Regions from separate parts of the Homo sapiens genome. Here regions 2 and 3 are each linked to region 1. The links are chromatin contacts, found by Hi-C or POLR2A ChIA-PET in ENCODE. All regions are on one chromosome and are shown on one strand. Each heading gives the region's core, a stretch centred on a gene start or an enhancer-like site at or near the end of the contact. The rest is flanking DNA. Distances are from core to core; before and after follow the strand shown.

The links. Hi-C counts contacts between places; a loop is a spot of excess contacts on that map. ChIA-PET counts read pairs that join two places held with the same protein, here RNA polymerase II (POLR2A). Pooled maps may share reads with other maps.
Region 2: a loop to region 1 is called in a pooled map, with 2.8 times the contacts of the local background. The contact joins the enhancer-like site here to the promoter of ABCA5 in region 1. A Hi-C loop is called at or near these places in 1 of 50 pooled maps. POLR2A ChIA-PET finds 5 or more read pairs at or near these places in 3 of 52 experiments (B cell, GM12878 and activated B cell).
Region 3: a pooled map shows a loop between it and region 1 (11-fold over the local background). The contact joins the promoter of WIPI1 here to the promoter of ABCA5 in region 1. A Hi-C loop is called at or near these places in 1 of 37 single-sample maps with no recorded cell type and 8 of 50 pooled maps. POLR2A ChIA-PET finds 5 or more read pairs at or near these places in 2 of 52 experiments (GM12878 and OCI-LY7).

Annotation. Positions count from the first base shown.
Region 1 is chr17:69,324,781-69,328,760 of GRCh38, forward strand. It overlaps ABCA5 (ATP binding cassette subfamily A member 5), which reads right to left and starts at 2,353. Exons shown (of 39, transcript NM_172232.4): 1 at 2,272-2,353. RefSeq lists silencers at 2,040-2,129, 2,260-2,639 and an enhancer at 2,720-2,859.
Region 2 is chr17:68,433,856-68,437,835 of GRCh38, forward strand. WIPI1 (WD repeat domain, phosphoinositide interacting 1) reads right to left here. Exons shown (of 13, transcript NM_017983.7): 5 at 2,527-2,624; 6 at 1,765-1,857; 7 at 701-771. It also overlaps a transcript of ARSG not described here and a transcript of PRKAR1A not described here. Among named protein-coding and RNA genes, the nearest start is that of MIR635, 11 kb to the left of the region's middle. RefSeq lists an enhancer at 2,185-2,685. Within about 2 kb of position 2,661, at least 19 of the 41 ENCODE cell types and tissues checked have a DNase peak (open chromatin) inside an H3K27ac peak, as active enhancers do; they include B cell, where a contact is called at or near this core.
Region 3 is chr17:68,455,617-68,459,596 of GRCh38, forward strand. WIPI1 (WD repeat domain, phosphoinositide interacting 1) reads right to left here and starts at 1,880. Exons shown (of 13, transcript NM_017983.7): 1 at 1,726-1,880. The coding sequence starts at 1,805. It also overlaps a transcript of PRKAR1A not described here. RefSeq lists silencers at 1,620-2,299, 2,036-2,322.

The DNA of each region.
Region 1 (3,980 bases), core at 1,103-3,602:
ACTCTGAAACACAAGAAATTAAATGCAATCTGGTATTAGCTACACTTTTAAACTAAGATATTTTTGGAATGAGAAATTAGGAACATATCTGGCACATGAAACAAACTCCTGCCTAGCTACATCATTTGCTTCTCAATCAATGAAATAAAAGCACTACAAAATATGCCTTTTAGCTTAAAAAGGGATAAATTATAAATGCTCTCATCTTCTTTATTGCTTTAAAATTTACTGTAAGGTGGTGCAATAATAAAACAAAATGCAGTCAGGTGCAGTGGCTCACGTGGCAATCCCAGTGGGAGGAAGGCTTGAGCCCAAGAGTTCAAGATCAACCTGGGCAACATAGAGAGACACTGTCTCTACCAAAAAAAAAAAAAAAAAAATAGCCAGGCGTAGGGGCACACAACTGTGGTCCCAGCTACTTGGGAGGCTGAGGTGGGAGGATCACTTGAGCCTGCGAAGTCAAGGCTGCAGTGAGCCAAGATCCTGCCACTGCACTTCATCCTGGGTGACAGAATGAGACCCTGTCTCAAAAAAAAAAAAATGCTAGTTGTCAATATAATTTAACCTAAATTTTATCACAGTGTTTCTTGCTGAGGGAGAAAATAACAATGCAATGGTACACAGAGGACAAGTCATCCAATAAATTTTCTTATGCATAATAGGTCCTTAAAAGCTTGCCCTTAAAACTATTTTTAATCCAACTAATTTACATACTAGAAAAGTTATGACTTAGTACAATATCATAAAATTCTTTTATGCAATCACCCTCTCAACTAAACTCAAGGACAGAGATTATAAATTGTATTCATATCGGTACTCTTGGCACATAGTATGGTATCTGGAATGTAAAAGACATGCAACAAACCAGCCTGGGCAATATAGCAAGACTTCGTCTCTGAAAAACAAATAAAAAATTACCTGGGCGCAGTGACACACGCCTGTAGCCCCAGCTATTCAGCAGGGTCCCTAGAGTCCAGACGTTCAAGGCTGCAGTGAACTTTGATCGCACCACTGCACTCTAGCCCGAGACGCTGTCTCTTTAAAAATAAAAGACATGCAATACACATGGAATGTACTAATAAATTTGCTCTTATAGTGAATGTAAGATTTCCCTACACTAAATCTGTTTGAAAGGAAATATACTCAAACAGCACATATGCAAAGATTAACGCCTCTTTAGTTTGATTTTAACACAAATACCCACAAAGCCCTAACTGCCCTAATAATGTTCCCTACTATGGAGTCTTCCCTAAAACACATACAATATTGCTCTCCCGGCAAACACAAAATATACTAAATAAAGCACCAGAATTAGGGTCTGGCAGCCCGGGTTGGAATCTCAACTCCATCCTTTTACTAGCTGAGACCTTAATAAGTTACTTAACCTCTTTGAGGCCCATTCTCCACACCTGCCCAACTGGAATAACCCCCTCCAATCCTACAGGGTTGCTGTCAGAATGAAAAGAGCTAATACCGAGCCTGGCTTAAAGCTGTAGTCCAGCAAATACTCCTCTTCCCTTAGATTCCTTCAGAACGCCCTTGTAGAAAGTAAACGTGGTTATTATCTTCATTATTTTCGGACTTATTTATTTAAAACGTAAATCGAAGCCTGAGGAGCCCAGGGGAAAACCTCCTTCAGCTTAATAGCTCCAGCCTGCCCAGCTTTCCGATCCAATTAAGTATTTCCATGCCTGGAGCTCCTATTCGTGTTTTAGGATCAGGGAATTTCCCTCCCAAACTGTGTCATGAGATCTGCGCATTTTCTTCTCACTGAAACTCCTTTTAACACGCAAGGTAATGATCCGCGCGTAACCTCGCAGGGAAGAGCAAGCGCTCATTACCCAGCTGTTCAGACGGAAATTTACATCAATATTTGTTTTCCTTCTTTCCCTGAGGTTGCTGAGGGTGGAACGACAGCGTCCAGGCAAAGGCAGTGTCCCGAAGTCCCACGGCCGGACCCGGTCCCAGGGGAGCCTCGCGGAGCCCCCGCCGCAGGGCCCCGACCCCCTCACGTCCGCATCCTGGGCGCTCCCACCGCATCCCCGAGGCTGGCAACCCGCGCTTCCCGGGAGCTGAGGGAGGTCTGTTTCCCTCAGCTCGCCGCCTCTGCCCGCTTCCGAGCCCGCTTCACCCCACACCTCAGACGCCGAACTCCCCTTCTCTCCCCGCCGTCCCTCGCTGGCCAGCCCCTCCTCGTCCCCTCAACTCCCCCAGGGACGGCTGTCCCAGGCTAGCCTCAAGCGCCGCCGCCGCCCGCGACGCCCGCCTCACCTCAGGGCCCGAGCCGCAGAGCTGTCAGGCCTGGACGCGCTCAGTCTGTTGACTCAGTGCGGGTGACCCAGCTGGGATCTGTGCGAGGGCGCGGCCGCGCGCACCCGCGCGCTCCTGGCGCAGGCAGAGCTGGCGGCGCCGAAGTCGCGCCCCGCCTCCTGCAGAGCGCACCTGAGGGCGGGGCTCCTAGAAAGCGCCGCTCCGCGTACGGGCGCGCTTCAGACGCTCGGCCCCGCGCGTCCCGGCGCACGCAGGCAAGCAGCGCGCCCGGAAGAGGAGAGCGGCTGAGGGTGGGGCGAGCGGTGGCGCGCCGCTGCCCAGGGCCCCTGAGCCACTAGAGTCGGGCCTCGTGGCTCTTCCCCAGGGCCTCCCACGCCTGGGTTCTGCGGGGATCTCGCCACGCTCTTTCTGGAGGCACGGGCAAAAACCACGGCCTCGTGTCTCAGTGGTAAACCTGCCGCCTCTTAGCGGGTGACCTTGGCCCACGGCCCTCTCCTCATCTGCCTCGCCCAGTCACGTCTCCTCTTAAGCATCCTTGCCGTCTGTCTCCTGGCATTTGGATGGGCCTCTCTGAACGCGTTTTGAGTCCTCTGCAGCCCCGCTTCCTCCCGCCGCGGCATCTGGAGTGCTGTGGCCCCGTTTCCGTAACTCTTGCCTCCCCTCCCCAGCCTCCTCATTGGCCCTCACACCCCGACCTGGGAGGTCCTCCCACTGAGGGTGCTTGTAGTTCGCGGAGTGTCCTCATCAAAGACTGGGAATGCGGCAGATGCTGAATTTTCCAAACGGCCTGAGACACATGACATCTGTGAGAGACTGGATACTGCACTTACTTTGCTAAAAATATAATCTAGTGTTTTGAGCTTCATTACTCAAAGTGACCTAAATGGGGTCAAAAGTTATTAACACTAACATTACGTATTTTCCTCTCCACATTTCTGTATAGTCACATTCCCTTGCACAAAGACTTTTTTTTTATTCTGTCAATCCTGTGTACATCATGTTTTTTTTTTTTACTTGTCTTTGTGTTATCTGCTTCTCGAATTTAAACCAGGTCTCCCCAACATGCACTCTGCTTTCTAAATTCTTAGGGGAAAAACAAACAAACAAGGAATCAAGTTTTACTTATGGAATATGAATTAAATAGAAAATTCAAAGAGGTTCGTCAGAATCCTTGATGATTAAAACAGCGGTCCCCAACCTTTTGGGCACCAGGGACCAGTTTCATGGAAGACAGTTTTTTCTGGGGGAGGGAGGATGGTTTGGGGATGATTCAAGCACATTATATTTACTGTGCACTTTATTTCTACTGTTACTACACTGTAATATGTAATGAAATAATTATACAACTCACCATAATGTAGAATCAGTGGGAGCCATGAGCTTGTTTTCTTGCAACTAGACAGTCTCATCTGGGGGTGATGGGAGACAGTGACAGATCATCAGGCATTAGATTCTCATAAGGAGCACGCAACCTAAATCCCTCACATGCGCAGTTCACAATAGGGTTCTCGCTCCTATCACAATCTAATGCCACTGCTGATCTGACAGGAAACGGAGTTCAGGCCCTAATGCCAGCCATGGGGGGCCCCTGTAAATACAGATAAAGCTGCACTCACTTGCCCTCCGCTCACCTCCTGCTGTGCTGCTTGGTTCCTCGCAGGCCACAGATCCCGGTAGCAGTCTCTGGCCTGGGGATTGGGGACCCCTGG
Region 2 (3,980 bases), core at 1,411-3,910, 890 kb before region 1:
CACTGCAACCTCTACCTCCTGGGTTCAAGCGATTCTCCTGCCTCAGCCTCCCAAGTAGCTGGGATTACAGGCACACACCACCACACCCAGCTAATTTTTGTATTTTTAGTAGAGACGGTGTTTCACCATGTTGGCCAGGCTGGTCCTCAGGTGATCTGCCTGCCTTGGCCTCCCAGAGTGCTGGGATTACAGACGTGAGCCACCGCGCCCGGCCCATAGTCTTATTTATGTGAGAAGAAACAAGGTATAGCCCTGCCTCTGTCAGCAGAAGGGAGGAACTGTGCCTTCCTGGCATCTTGGAATCTTCCAGTTGCTCTGTGCACTGATCTGGCTGCAAACCTACATCCGATAAGATCCCAAACAGTCACACTTTACATCGTCCTTTATTTCCATGGAAGGAAATCAGAAATTATTTTTGGATTGTGACTCCCTGGCTCTCTCATTTCTCCTGTGCCGGCCGCCCACACACACATCAAAAAGGGACTCTCACGGCTGAACTGTGTTAAAACAGCATCTCGGCTTTCAGTTTTGCTGAGCCCTAAGTAAAGCCTGGGAGTCAATTACCTGGGAGAGTAGTTACACTTCCTCCAGGTGAGTGGAGGGCACAGAGCCACTCTCTGTCCTCTCCCTAGACAGCTGCCAGCGGTCCCTGCGGGACTTCTGCGGGGACTTTAAAATGGGTTTGACATTGAACACAGACCTTTTCATCCCTCTCCGGAACTCATAGAGCTTTTGCCCATCAGGGACAGAGAACACCCGGATGACTGTGCCCTGGAAAAGAAAGCAGGTGGACATTTCATAACCATTAGTGGCTTTACACAGAGATGTCCCTTTAGAGAGGAGTTTGTTTTATTGGTTTTGAACATCTGTCTCTGAGGAGGAAGAACACCACGTTGAGCATAGAGGCATGTTTATTTATGTGCCATATCAACAATTCTTGGAAAATGTTATAAACACCCTCTGTCTACCTTTTCCCTTCCACCTGTGCCCAAGGCTCTGCGTGTATGTGTGTGTGCATGTGTGTGTTCACCCAACTGCTCTGGTTTCTTAGAATTTCAATTTGAGGCCGGGTGTGGTGGCTCACGCCTGTAATCCTAGCACTTTGGGAGGCCAAGGCGGGTGGATTGCCTGAGCTCAGGAATTCAAGACCAGCCTGGGCAACACAGTGAAGTGAAACCCCGTCTCCACTAAAATACAAAAAATTAGCCAGGCGTGGCAGCATGTGCCTGTAATCTCAGCTACTCGGGAGGCTGAGGCAGGAGAATCACTTAAACCTGGGAGGCGGAGGTTGCAGTGAGCCGAGATTGCGCCATTGCACTCCAGCCTGGGCGACAGAGCTAGACTCCACCTCAAAAAAAAAAAAAAAATTCAATTGGATCACTTTCTCTGATTATTCCAGGCAGAAGACATCAATTTCTCTAAATAGCAAAGTAAAGCATTTGGTTTGCACTGTACTGTGTTTATAAGGTGTAGCATTTGTCCGTCTCTACGGCTGATGTACACGTACATTTCTTCATAAGACCACGAGTTTTCATGCAAAGTGTCTTGTATCTTGCATATTGCAGGCCCCTGGCCTATTGAATTAACAAATGCATGAATATACCACACATGCAGAGGCCAGAAATTCTCCCTCTGAAACAAATTCTGAGTGGGCCCAGAGACCAGTCAGTCTTCATGTCACCAGGTTTGTTCAATCCCATCCCTGCGCACGGCAGGAGCCATCCAGCGAAACCCAGACAGAGGTGTTGGTGGGAGTGGACTCACTTTTTCAGACGCACTTGCTAGTTTGGAGCCTGAGGCATTGAAGGTGATGGCAGCTAGTGTTCCCTCATGGGCAGCAATAGTGCAGACTGTTTTCTGTTGGTGAAAAGGAAAAATGGATACAGATGCTGCGGAGGAGGGAAGATGGATTTCACCTCCCTCCCCTTCCTCTTTTCTCCTTTCTCCCTCCTTTGTCCAGCTCCCTGTCTCTTCCTCTGTCCCCCAGGCCATCTGCATGTAAGCTGTGTGTCATTTTCTGGTGAATCAAGATTTGGCTTCAAGGGCCACTCCATTTCCATCCCTTTTCCTGCCCTTGGGAAGGTGGCCACGAACGGAGCACCTGATGCAGTGTGATGCCGTCGCAGGCGCGCCCTGCACGCATCTTTAGGCAACTTCCCACAGCAATCTTGTCCCGCTCAGGGATGCCTCAGAGACCAGAGGGCAGGGAATATGAAACACCTGCACACTGTCTCAGGCTGTGGCATGGGACAGGGTGACACATTCAGGGAGACAACTGGCCCCCTGCTGGCAAGTGGTTTTCATTATGCTGCAGATGTCTAACTTGGCCTGGCCAGCTGGCTTATGGTGAGGTTGACTCACAGCAAGCCCGAGGGGAAATAGTATCACCTTCTCTTGAACAACTCCCCAGTATTGCTTACTCCCACCGCCTCCAGCCCCCGACGGCAGGGCGTCCTTATCTATCTCCTTCCATGACCACACAGCCAAGGCAGGTGGGTTGGCTCAGCCAGGTCACCGTCAACTTACCAGGGAGTTTCCATCATAAAGCACAATCTCCCCTGAAGTCAGGCTTCCAGGATAGGCCAGGTAAGAATTGGAATGGTTGATAGAGAGAGCACATAGACCTGGCAAAGAAGAAACAGAACATGAGAAGCCTGGGGCCAAGGGAGAGATTGCACGGCTGGAGAGGGCATCTGAAAACAGTACAGCTACAGTGCCACCTACTGGCAAGGGGAGGAATGGCTTTGCAGACAACTGCTTTCCGCTGATGATTCTTCTGATTAAGGCTTCCAATAAAGCAACTTCACAGGGGAAGACCTCCTGATTTAACACTGGCTGCGTCCTTGCTACAGTGAAACAATGAGACTTGCCGGGCACAGTGGCTCATGCCTGTAATTCCAGCACTTTGAGGCGGGCGGATCACTTGAGGTCAGGAGTTCCAGACAAGCCTGGCCAACATGGTGAAACCCCATCTCTACTAAAAATACAAATAGCTGGGCATGGTGGTGCGTGCCTATAGTCCCAGCTACTTGGGAGGCTGAGGCAGGAGAATCGCTTGAACCCAGGAGGCAAAGGTTGCAGTGAGTGGAGATCGTGCCACTGCACTCCAGCCTGGGCTACAGAGTGAGACCCCGTCTCAAAAAAAAAAAAATATATATATATGTGTGTGTGTGTGTGTGTGTATATATTGCTCATTTTTACATTTTACCCCAGGACTCTGAAACAGCATCTACTTTTCTTCCAATTCCATTATCCTCTAGGGTTACAAGAGATTTCCTCAAAACTGAAATAAATCTTCCTATAGTGAAAAGTCAGTACATATTGGTCTTTCTGCAGATGATTATATACTGTTGGCCAGTAACTTCAAGTTGGAGAAGAGGAGCTGCCAAGAACCTATTTAGAAACTGAGAAATTTCAGGCCAGGCAAGGTGGCCCACACCTGTGATCCCAGCACTTTGGCAGGCCGAGGCAGGTGGGTCACCTGAGGTCAGGAGTTCGAGATCGGGCTGGCCAACATAGTGAAACCCTGTCTCTATTAAAAATACAAAAATTAGTCAGGTGTGGTTGCATGTGCCTGTAGTCCCAGCTACTCGGGAGGCTGAGGCAGGAGAATTGCTTAAACCTGGAGGTGGAGGCTGCAGTGAGTGAAGATAGTGCCACTGCACTCCAGCCTGGGTGAGAGTGAGGTTCTGTCTTAAGAAAAAAAAAAAAAGAAACCGAGCAATTTCTGAGCCAAATGCCCTGCCTTGATAAGGGAAATGGGTACCTCCCGAGGAGGAAGTTTATTTGAGGTCTGCGTCTGCAGTCAAGATGGTGTGCCTAGACATTGAGACAAACTAAATAAAGAGGACATTTTGGATTTAAGATGCTTCAATAATATTCCGGAAGAGTAAACAGCCCATCAAACCACTGAACCAACATAAGCTGTTTTTATTTATAAGGGGATTCAAGAAGGGAGCATTTAAGTAAAGGATTTTCAA
Region 3 (3,980 bases), core at 630-3,129, 870 kb before region 1:
TTTATAGGCAAGGCAAAGCTGCCCAGCAGAGCTTCCATCCAAGAAAATAAAACTAACAGTAGGGAGTAAGGAAATTAACTTTCAAAGCACCCTACCGTTTTGAAAATAACATTCTTATTCAATTTCTGTAGAAAGCTGGGACTTTGCGTTATTTAATGGCTAGAGTATAAATTAACACCCTTTTTTGTCAAATCTAATGATGTTACAAAGCAGAATTTAGAACATTTACTACTTACAAGCAAACTAACCCCCTTTCTTAACTTGTGTTCAATTGGGAAGGAAAACATCACCCAGGCATTTCAACAGCCATGCCCTCTTGCAAAATGTTTCTTACAGAACATCAGGATTTTATCTATACCAGCATTTTTATAAACTGCAGGTCTCAACTCATGAGTGGATCCTAAAACGCAATTCAGTGAGTCACAAGCAGCTTAGAAAAAAAGGACACAGAAAATTGCACATGATATTTTGTGAATAGTGTATGTGTTATGGGTATTGGGTGATGTTGCAATACATATTTCGTATTGTGGATTGTGGTCAAGAAAAACTTGAAAGTCACTCAAATAACCAAGCTGTAGAGCTACTCGATTACATGATTACACATATGGGTTTTTCAAACAAAGGCATATTGTTCAGCACCGGGTGTTTTTAAACAGAAACATAAAGGGAATGGAAGCCAGGGTGGCTAATGGTACATAATGGCCTTAATTACACCACTGAAGGATCAATATTAGCGTAGCTCAGTCACCAGCAGCCAAGGCACAGAAACTGGTACAGCAGGAAGTGGGAAACTGGGAATCGGTCATCCCCGCCTGATGCTCAGGGTGCACATTCCAAAAAGATGATTCCATATGGTCCCCAGGGCTCGCTTCCATGAAAATAGGGAAAGAAACAGGCGTTTGCCTGTAAGTCACAGAATCCTGCAGATGCCTGAAACACACTTCAGCCCAGCTCCCTCTCAAAGCCCAAATGTGAACATCGAAGTAAAACATTAAAAATCCACTCAAAAACAACAGGGTGGAGCTCCTGTTTCCTGGAGAGAAAGCAGTCTGCGCCCGGGAAAAGAGTCTTGGACTCCGAGAAGGAGATCCTGCCTGGCTGGGTGGGCGATGTGAAAACAGCCAAAGAAATCCAAAGGTTTCTTCCATCCAGAGCGGGCAGGCACGATGCCCTGCGTCGGGGATGGGACAGGGGCTGGCCTGGCCGCAGGGATAGGCTGCCTCTTTGTCCGAGGCCCTGCCCAGATGCCACGTTGAGATGCTCAAGGACAAATGGGAAAGTTTTTCCTGTACTCTCATCTTCCTGGGCCCCAACTACAGAGTCCTGGGTCAACTTGCAACTTCCTCTCCTTTCTCATCTCTTTCTTTTGGCCACTGTCTCTCTTCCCCAGACACCCACTTTGGTCACTGGCTTTCCCACCGCCCTGCTCCCCCCATATTCCGTGGCCCCCGCAGCCCCACCACTCCCTTTGCGAACTCCCTGCTTTCACCCTTGGCCCAACCTTGTCGCTCTGGGAGGACACTGGGAGTGGGGTGGGGTGGGGGGTGCGGCAAACCCCACTGAAGGGGTACGGGGATAACAAGATCCCAATGCGTCCGAAGCAGACACCGGCCCTCCCGCCGAGGCCGCCTCGAGGCGGAAGCCACAAGCTGCTCTCAGGACGACACCCCTGGGTCCTGACACTCTGTCCCCCACCTCCCTGGCAGGGGCCGAGTCGCAGCTTACGTGCAGTCCTGGTTGAAAGAGAAGCAGCTGAGCGCCGACTCAACCCCGCCCGGGGGAGCGTCCGCGGCCTCGGCCTCCATCGGGGGCTCGGCCCGGGAAGCCGCAGCTCGGAGCCGGCGACAGCCACCTCAGCAGCCCGCCCGCGCCGGCTCCACGGGCCGGGTCGCCGGTCCTGCCCCGCCCCTACCCCGCCCCGTCCCCACCCCGCCCCTACCCCGCCCCGTCCCCACCCCGCCCCTACCCCGCCCCGTCCCCGCCGCGTCCCCGGCTTCGCCCCGCCCCTTCTCGCCCCTCCAGCTGGTCCCGAGGACCAGAGCACCTGATAGGGCGGGGCCCCTGCCTCCGGCCACCATTGGCCACGAGCCCAAGCCACGGCTGGCGGGCACCGCCCCCCTTGGCCAATCCGTGGCAGCTGTGGGCGGACCCGCCCGGCTGGCGACCCGCCCCTGGCTTCGTAACGCGGCTCTCCATTGGACAAAGGCGCGTGACGCAAAGGCAGCAGGCCCACGTGGCGGTGTTTTCATTGCCGGAGCCGCCCAGCTGGGAGGGAGAGGGAAGAAGGAATGCGGCTGGGGCCAGATCTGCTGGTTTCAGTCCGGCAACTGCGTCGGGGCCGCCGCAAGGGTGACAGGAGGACGCGCTAGTTCCCACCCCGCCCAGACCCCTTGCCATGTGTAACTCTGCCTATTAAACTTACAGAGTTTAGCAGAGAGCGTTAGACTCCAAAGCCCCACCCTTTTGTCGAGTCCTCAAGCCGCATTGAGAGAAGCTCCTGAAATGGGGCTGCCTCAGCCAGAGAGATAGCAAGTTATCTTATCCATTGCCGAGCGGTTGAGAACCCTCACTACTTGCCAAGCGCGCCGTACTATGTATGTCATCTTGAATTCTTATAAAACTTGTGTGGAAAATACGATTGTGCTCAATATACAGAAGAGGCAACTGAAGCTCCAAAGCTAAACAATTTGTCTAAAGTAACAGTAAATGGTAGAATGTCTGCATGTCTGCTTTCAAGACCTGTGCACTAAATAACTGCTAAACAGTAATTTGCAAAAACAACGTAGCACCTAGCATGCGAGATTCTAGGTTTTCTAACCAGGACAGAAATGACTGCAGCATTTGACGGAGCTGGAAGGTGGGGGGAAGCACCTTTGATCTGAAAAGTTACAAAAATGGCACAAAGTATCTAAACAAGACCTATCCGATCCGCAGCTGAAAAAAATGAAAGTGTGTGTAGGGCAGTGTAGTTTATGAAAGGGGTAACGTCTTGAAGATATAGCACAATTCAAAACTCACGTAATTCGAGATAAACCTTAACAAAGAATCTCTTTTTAAAAGCTGAGTACTGTACATGTTCCCATGCGGAATTACTGTCAATACGGTTTATGAAGCAGGAGCTCTGCCAGCTTTGGATTGTATAACTGCTGATGGATTTTTAATTCATTTTTTCAAATTTTGAGATGATATTTTAGTTATTGTTATATGACAGTCTCTCAAATCAGCATAATTCAAATTTATTAGGTTGGTGCAAAAGTAATTGCGGTTTTCCCCATTTCCCACTTTTAATACCCAGTTTATGACAAAGCTACTTTTATGTATGTGTATATATATATATATTTAACCTTGGACCTACAATAGATGAACAAAGGGCACTATTTCACCTAAACCTTTCTGGTTGGATTTCCGGTTTGTGTTTTCTGAGATGCAAATGTAACAGTTTCTTTTCTCAACTTTATTATTTTTTTCTCTCCACTGATGTAAAAAATAGTTCAGCTCATAGATTCACAGATGTTATTGCTCTTTGGCTGATTGTGAGGTGTTGTATAAACTATCAGAAGTGAATGGAACTGCTGTTTAGATACTTTGTGCCATTTTTGTAACCTTTCAGATCAAAGGTGCTTCCCCCCACCTTCCAGCTCTGTCAAATGCTGCAGTCATTTCTGTCCTGGTTAGAAAACCTAGAATCTGGCATGCTAGGTGCTACGTTGTTTGGAGAATTACATGAAGTGTACCATAAAGTTTTTAAAGTGTAAGCTGTTATTATCAGTTTGTTATTAAGAGTTTGGACTTTATGGGATAGACCTGGGAGCTGGTGTTAGTTTTTGAGCAGGAGTGTTTCATGATAAAAAAGCAGTGTCTTTGTCAGATAAACTTGGCCAGGGTGTGCAGAACAAATTAGAAGTGGGAAAAGATCTAGAAGTCTTTAGGGGACTAATGTGAAATTCTGGAAGTAAAGGGACAGGAGAGACTAGGCTAAA